2 separate regions of the Homo sapiens genome follow, and region 2 is linked to region 1. The links are chromatin contacts, found by Hi-C or POLR2A ChIA-PET in ENCODE. All regions are on one chromosome and are shown on one strand. The core of a region is the stretch at or near the end of the contact, and the rest is flanking DNA. Distances in the headings are between cores, read along the strand shown.

What was found. A loop is a pair of places that touch in the nucleus more often than their neighbours do. ChIA-PET counts read pairs that join two places held with the same protein, here RNA polymerase II (POLR2A). Pooled maps may share reads with other maps.
Region 2: a loop to region 1 is called in a map of B cell, with 12 times the contacts of the local background. The contact joins the enhancer-like site here to the promoter of TEFM in region 1. A Hi-C loop is called at or near these places in 1 of 168 maps with a recorded cell type or tissue (B cell) and 7 of 50 pooled maps. POLR2A ChIA-PET finds 5 or more read pairs at or near these places in 6 of 52 experiments (B cell, HEK293, K562 and 2 more).

The regions. Positions count from the first base shown.
Region 1 is chr17:30,904,281-30,907,790 of GRCh38, forward strand. TEFM (transcription elongation factor, mitochondrial) reads right to left here and starts at 1,958. Exons shown (of 4, transcript NM_024683.4): 1 at 1,888-1,958; 2 at 1-249. The coding sequence starts at 1,918. RefSeq lists enhancers at 2,448-2,717, 2,696-3,496.
Region 2 is chr17:30,807,386-30,810,601 of GRCh38, forward strand. All of the region lies in intron 1 of CRLF3 (cytokine receptor like factor 3), which reads right to left. Among named protein-coding and RNA genes, the nearest start is that of CRLF3, 16 kb to the right of the region's middle. Within about 2 kb of position 1,671, at least 8 of the 41 ENCODE cell types and tissues checked have a DNase peak (open chromatin) inside an H3K27ac peak, as active enhancers do; they include B cell, where a contact is called at or near this core.

The DNA of each region.
Region 1 (3,510 bases), core at 708-3,207:
TTCCACGAAGCAATCGGAAAGCTTCAAGTTCTTTAGTAGATGCTGTATTCAACACATGCAAGATGGAAGCCTGCTGTTCTGAAGAGAAGAGCTTGTCAAGTGCATTTTCGGGCTCCTTTGCATTTTCATCACAAAAAGTAACATTGGGAGTAATTTTCTTAGGTGTAGTGGATTTTTTCCGACAGCAGAAATTATGTAAGGCCCAGTACAGGGATGACCTCGACGGGGTCAGAAAGCATCTCCACCTCTCTAAAAGGAAAATTTAGCAAAATATAAGTTGGATGTCCTACTTCCTTTGGGGTTAGTTGCAAGCTTGACTAGATCCTTTGCAAAGTCACAAATACTTTCCTGGAATTTAAGAACTAATAGAGGACAATATTAAATTGTCTTGGAGAATCATCTTTTTTTTTTTTTTTTGAGACGGAGTCTTGCTCTGTTGCCCAGGCTGGAGTGCAGTGGCCGATCTCGGCTCACTGCAAGCTCCGCCTCCCAGGTTCACGCCATTCTCCTGCCTCAGCCTCCCAGGTGGCTGGGACTACAGGCGCCTGCCACCACGCCCGGCTAATTTTTTGTATATTTAGTAGAGACGGGGTTTCACAGTGTTAGCCAGGATGGTCTCCATCTCCTGACCTCGTGATCCGCCCACCTCAGCCTCCCAAAGTGCTGGGATTACAGGCGTGAGCCACTGTGCCCGGCCCGAGAATCATCTTTAAAAGAGGATTAGTTTTTAAACTATATTATATAGAGTTTTAAATAGAGCTTTTGTTGTTTTCAAGTCACGAGAGATGTCTCCCGATATTTATGGATCAGTCCGAAGTTTTACTACCTAGAAAATTGTATTTTATACCCATCAGGAAGCAAGTAGTTGAAATAATTATTCCAACTGCTTAAAGTTTCTGATATTTTTAATTTAGAGGAATCTTTTTGTAACTAATATTTCCTGTTAAGGTTTGTCTTAGGCCGGGCGCGGTGACTCACGCTTATAATCCCAGCACTTTGGGAGGCCGAGGTGGGCGGATCACCTGAGGTCGGGAGTTCGAGACCAGCCTGACCAACATGGAGAAACCCTGTCTCTACTAATAATACAAAATTAGCCGGGCGTGGTGGCACATGCCTGTAATCCCAGCTACTCGGGAGGCTGAGGCAGGAGAATCGCTTGAGCCCGGAAGGCGGAGGTTGCGGTGAGCCGAGATCGCACCATTGCACTCCAGTCTCGGCAACAAGAGCGAAACTCCGTCTCAAAAAAAAAAAAAAAAGGGTTTTGTCTTCACTTCCATTTTCACATTTTAGTATCTCATCTGGTGGAACTAAATAAAATTAAATTTTGTACGTTTATAAGAAATGTTTCAGCTAAGTGATAGATTTAAGGGCAGTTTTACTTTCTTCCGTACACTTTTCAAGACTTCTACATGACGTTTTTGCAAGTATGAGAAACACCATACAATGCATAACTTTGTAAAACCAGTGGGAAGTCACTCTAACATCGCAGCCACAGGAAAGTAATGTGGCCAGAGGTAAGCAAGCGGCTGTGAGAATGTGAACCATCCGCCCACTCTGAGGAGCCACCCGTGGACCCTGAGGCCGGGGAAGCACAAATGTTCCGAAAACTGCCCCGTCAGCTAGGCTGGGGCCCCAAGAGAGGGGCCTGAACAAGGGACATGAGGAAGGAAACACTCTAGGACATGAGGGACATGAGGAAGGAAACACTCCAGGTTCCTCCAGAATACCTCCAGCCGTATTCCATTAGCCTCTAGGGTCAGAGGCTAATGACAGACGGGAAATCACCCCAGTGTTCCAAGCACCCTACCTCCCGCCGTATTCCATTAGCCTCTAGGGTCAGAGGCTAATGACAGACGGGAAATCACCCCAGTGTTCCAAGCACCCTACCTCCCGCCGTGAAGAGGACAGACCCGCTCATCTCCAAGTTGAATCAGTAGGTCCAGTCTTCCTCCATTGACTTCCGGTTCCTGCGTGCTGCGCCCAAAAGCGCTCGGCCTGCACTCGGCGGAAAGGTTGTTGTCCAAGCGGCGTTCCGGGGCAAGGCCCGAGGTGTGTCCCGCTGAGCAGTGGGTCGTCCGCGTCTGGGCTGCGGGCTTCCAGGCGGGCGCCTGCCGAGGCCCTGTCCCCGGATCCCGAGTCCCTGGCTGGCCCGCAGTCTTCTTCCACTGCACCGGGGAAACGTTCTTGCCCCTACCGACTCCTGAGAGCCGCTGGGCCGAATCTCCAGGAAGGCGATTCCGAGGCCAGTTTTAGTCTGTAGTGGGTAAAGTGCCTCCTTCGTGGAGACTCCCTGGGTTTCTCCTAGACACTTAGATTGAGGAGCTCCTGTTGGGGCCCAGCCTGTGGCGCCGGGAGCGGGATCAGGTAGGGGCAGCGTAGACAAGGTCCTCAAATAACCTTTTCACCAGGTAGACTGGAATAACGGGGAGAGATGCGAAGTGTTTGAGGAGCTCAGCGGGGAAACAGGGCAGGCAAGGGATTAGGTAAAGGCGAGGGAGGAGGAGATTGCGTTGGCGCTGGAGCGGTATTCCTCTTAGAAGGGATAAAGGGAGATGAATGTAGCGCCGAATTTAGTTGGTCCTTGAATAATGGGTGGAGCAGTTGAATACTCCACCAGATAGGAAGCCTGAAGTCCCCGAGGTTTATGATTTGCAGTCAGACTGGAGAGTGTTCCTAGAAAATTGGCCATATACTGTATAGCGAATGTGAGGCTGGATTGCAGGTGAAGAGCCTGGGAGCAATGAGAAGTCGCGAAGAGAGTGTATCTTCCCAGGTGAGAGGCAAGCGTAAGGAATTTTTTTTTTAACAGTCTTGCTCTGTCGCCCAGGTTGGAGTGCAGTGGTGCGATCTGGACTCACTGCAAACTCCGCCTCCCGATTTCAAGTGATTCTCGTGCCTCAGCCTCCCGAGTAGCTGAGATTACAGGCGAGCGCCACTACGCCCGGCTAATTTTTGTATTTTTAGTAGAGACAGGTGTCACCATGTTGGCCAGGCTGGTCTCGAACTCCTGACCTCAGGTGATCCGCCCGACTCGGCCTCCCAAAGTGCTGGGATTACAGGCGTGGGCCACTGCGCCTGGCCAACCGTAAGGAATTGAACCTAGGAGATGTAAGGAGAGTGGAAAGAAAAGAATTATTTCTGGAAGATGGGGAGCCAGTTTTGTGAAAAACGGGGAATTCAGGAGGGAGGGAAAGGTGATGAGTTTGCGTTTTTATGAGGCAGCAATGGGTTGATTGTTTGTGTCTGGAAGGCAGTGGGGATGTAGGGGAATCATAAGTATTAATAAAATGTGCTGGTCGGGAGCAGTGGCTCCCAAAGTGTAATTCCAGCACTTTGGGAGGCCGAGACGGGCGGATCGCTTGAGCTCTTGAGTTCCAGACCACCCTGGGCAACATGGCGAAACCCCGTCTCTACGAAAAAATTAGCCGGGTGTGGTGGAGCACGCCTGTTATCCCAGCTACTCAGGAGGCTGAGGTGGGAGAATCACCTGAGCCCGGGAGGTAGAGGTTG
Region 2 (3,216 bases), core at 421-2,920, 97 kb before region 1:
AGAATACAATATTGTTTCCCAGCAATGTTCACGACCATGTAAAAACAAAAAATGCCCATGCCCAAGGACTAAAACAGAAAAAGAGCAGTATCATTTACTGGGTGGGCAGACCATAGAAACAATTTTCTTTCCTTTTTTTTTTTTTTTTTTTTTTTTTTTTTTTTGACACAGAGTTTCACTCTTGTGGCCCAGACTGGAGTGCAGTGGCGCAATCTCGGCTCACTGCAACCTCTGCCTTCTGGGTTCAAGAGATTCTCCTGCCTTAGTCTCCTGAGTAGCTGAGATTACAGGCGCATGCCACCACGCCTGGCTAATTTTTGTATTTTTAGTAGAGACAAAGTTTCGCCAAGCTGGTCTTGAACTCCTGATCTCCGGTGATCCACCCACCTTAGCCTCCCAAAGTGCTGGGATAAGGCGTGAGCCACCTCATCCAGCCCTTTTCTCTCCATTTGACATTAACGCAGTTATAATAATATTTATGCAGTTAGTAAAATAATTCTTTAAATCACAAAGAGAAATCCTAAATTAATTGTTAACTAATTTCTGTATTTACCAAAGAATTTCTGTGAAATAAATCCAAGTAAAAATTTTAAAAAGAAAGAAAGGCCATAAACCCAAATTGCACTTGATTCAGCTCACCATTCAACTATGAGATCTTTGCAAACTGGGCCCTCATCTACATAGCATCTGGTAAACAAATGCTGTTGAGTGAAAACGCAGTTAATCATGTGTGTTTCAAAGAACTTTCTAAAAGAACCAAAGAGAGAATACCTTATGATTTTAACACAACCCCTGGGATACTGTTAGAAATTCAGAATCTCAGGCCCCACCCAGAACTGCTAAATCAGAACATGAATTTTTTTTCTTTCCTCCTCCTCCCCTAGAACCTATATTTTTTTTTTTTTTTTTTTTTTTTTTGGAGATGGAGTTTTGCTCTTGTTACCCAGGCTGCAGTGCAATGGAGCAATCTTGGCTCACTGCAACCTCCACCTCCCGGGTTCAAGTGATTCTCCTGTCTCAGCCTCCTGAGTAGCTGGGATTACAGGCGCATGCCACCATGCCTGGCTAATTTTTGTATTTTTAGTAGAGATGGGGTTTCATCATATTGGTCAGGCTGGTCTCGAACTCCTGACCTCAGGTGATCCTTCTGCCTCAGCCTCCCAAAGTGCTGGAATTACAGGCGTGAGCCAACGCGCCCAGCCAAACCTGTATATATATATATTTTTTTTTTGAGTCTTGCTCTGTCGCCCAGGCTGGAGTGCAGTGGCGCCAACTCGGCTCACTGCAACCTCCGCCTCCCAGGTTCAAGCAGTTCTCCTGCCTCAGCCCCCCTAGTAGCTGGGATTACAGGCATGCGCCACCAAGCCCAGCTAATTTTTTTGTATTTTTAGTAGAGACGGGGTTTCACCATTTTGGCCAGGCTGGTCGCGAACTCCTGACCTTGTGATCTGCCCGCCTCAGCCTCCCAAGGTGCTGGGATTACAGGCATGAGCCACCGCACCCGGCCAAATCTGTATTTTTAACAGGACCCTCAGTTGCTTTGTATACATATTACAGATACCAGAATAAGTGAAGACCTTGTGTCAGAACGCTGTAATACATTTCGAATGGCCAAGAGGAAATTCTGCAGTTGAGCACTGTGCCTCTGAGGTCCTGTCTTGCTCTTTAGCGGATATAGCATACACAGGAAGTGCATTGGTTAGGTAAAGTCAATTTCCTCTTCAGAAAGAATTCAAAAGCTCCTTCAGCTGTTGCAGAGCCTACGTTTTGTTTTTGTTTCAGAACCTCAGAAAAAAGGAAGTAAGTGAACACAAAACAGACAGAGGGCTAAAAAAATGAGACTCAATTTCCAAATTCACCTCCTGTACTCTCATTGTAAATTTGGTCCCTTTTGCTCATAGAATCCCAACCACTGCCATTTGAAACTTGATACCACCATGGGATCATTTTCTTTTCCTTGAAATATTTCATGATTTAAAGCCTAGTCACCTTTAATCCAATCATGTAACTAATCAAGTTCATTTGCTTGACTTTATGAAACTAATTTAAAAATGCAGCTCCACTGCTGAGTGAATTTCTTCATATTTGATGTGGTACCAATGGTTCCATGCGTTCACTGTTAACTCAATAAATCTTCACAATGCACTTTCAGAAAGTGAGGACCAAAGAAGAGAAAGAAGACAACTTACCCAAGGCTTCGCAGTGCCAGAAACAGTCTAACTCCAAAGACTATGCTCTTTCATTACACCATGCTGTTTTGTACTTACAGGACACTTTTTTTTTGAGACAGGTTCTCACTTGGTCGTCCAGGCTGGAGAGCAGTGGTACAATCACAACTCACTGCGGCCTCGAACTCCTGGGCTCAGGTGATTCTCCCACCTTAGCCTCCCAGGTAGCTGGGACCACAGGCATGTGTCACTACACCCAGCTATATTTTGTATTTTTTGTCGAGACGGATTTTCATCATGTGGCCCAGGCTGGTCTCGAACTCCTGGACTCAAGCAATCCTCCTGCCTCGGCCTCTCAAAGTGCTGAGATTACAAGTGTGAGCCACCGCGCTCGGCCATAGAACACTATTTTAAAAGAGCTCCCAGATAAATCTGTAAATTATGTATTGGCTAAAGACACTTCTTGGTATAACACGTAGTATTTCCTGTCCCTGTGTAAAGAATTGTGTGGTGGACAACCAATCAGCTTCAAATGCTACCTAGTCATTCAAGGCAAAAACAACTGTGGTGATTTGTAACAAAATAGATTTAAGAATACAAATGACAGACAAGATTTCAAACAGGAAACTGTAATATACATTGTTTATGTTGATCAATAATATTTTGAAATAATCTGCCACTAAAACCTTTAATGTAACAGACCATTAAAACTTACAAAGTTTTGGCCTGAGCACATTGGCTCATGCCTGTAATCCCAGCACTTTGGGAGGCCCAGGCAGGTGGATCACAAGATCAGGTGGTCAGGAGTTCGAGACCAGCCTGGCCAACATGGTGAAACCCCGTCTCTACTAAAAATGCAAAAATTACCCAAGCGTAGTGGTGCACGCCTGTAGTCCCAGCTACTGGGCTGAGGCAGGAGAATCACTTGAACCCGGGAAGCGGAGGTTGCAGTGAGCTAAGATAGTGCCATCGCACTCCAGCCTGGGCAATAGAGCAAGACTCCACCTCAAAAAAAAATAATAAATAAATAATAAAAAACAAAACTTAC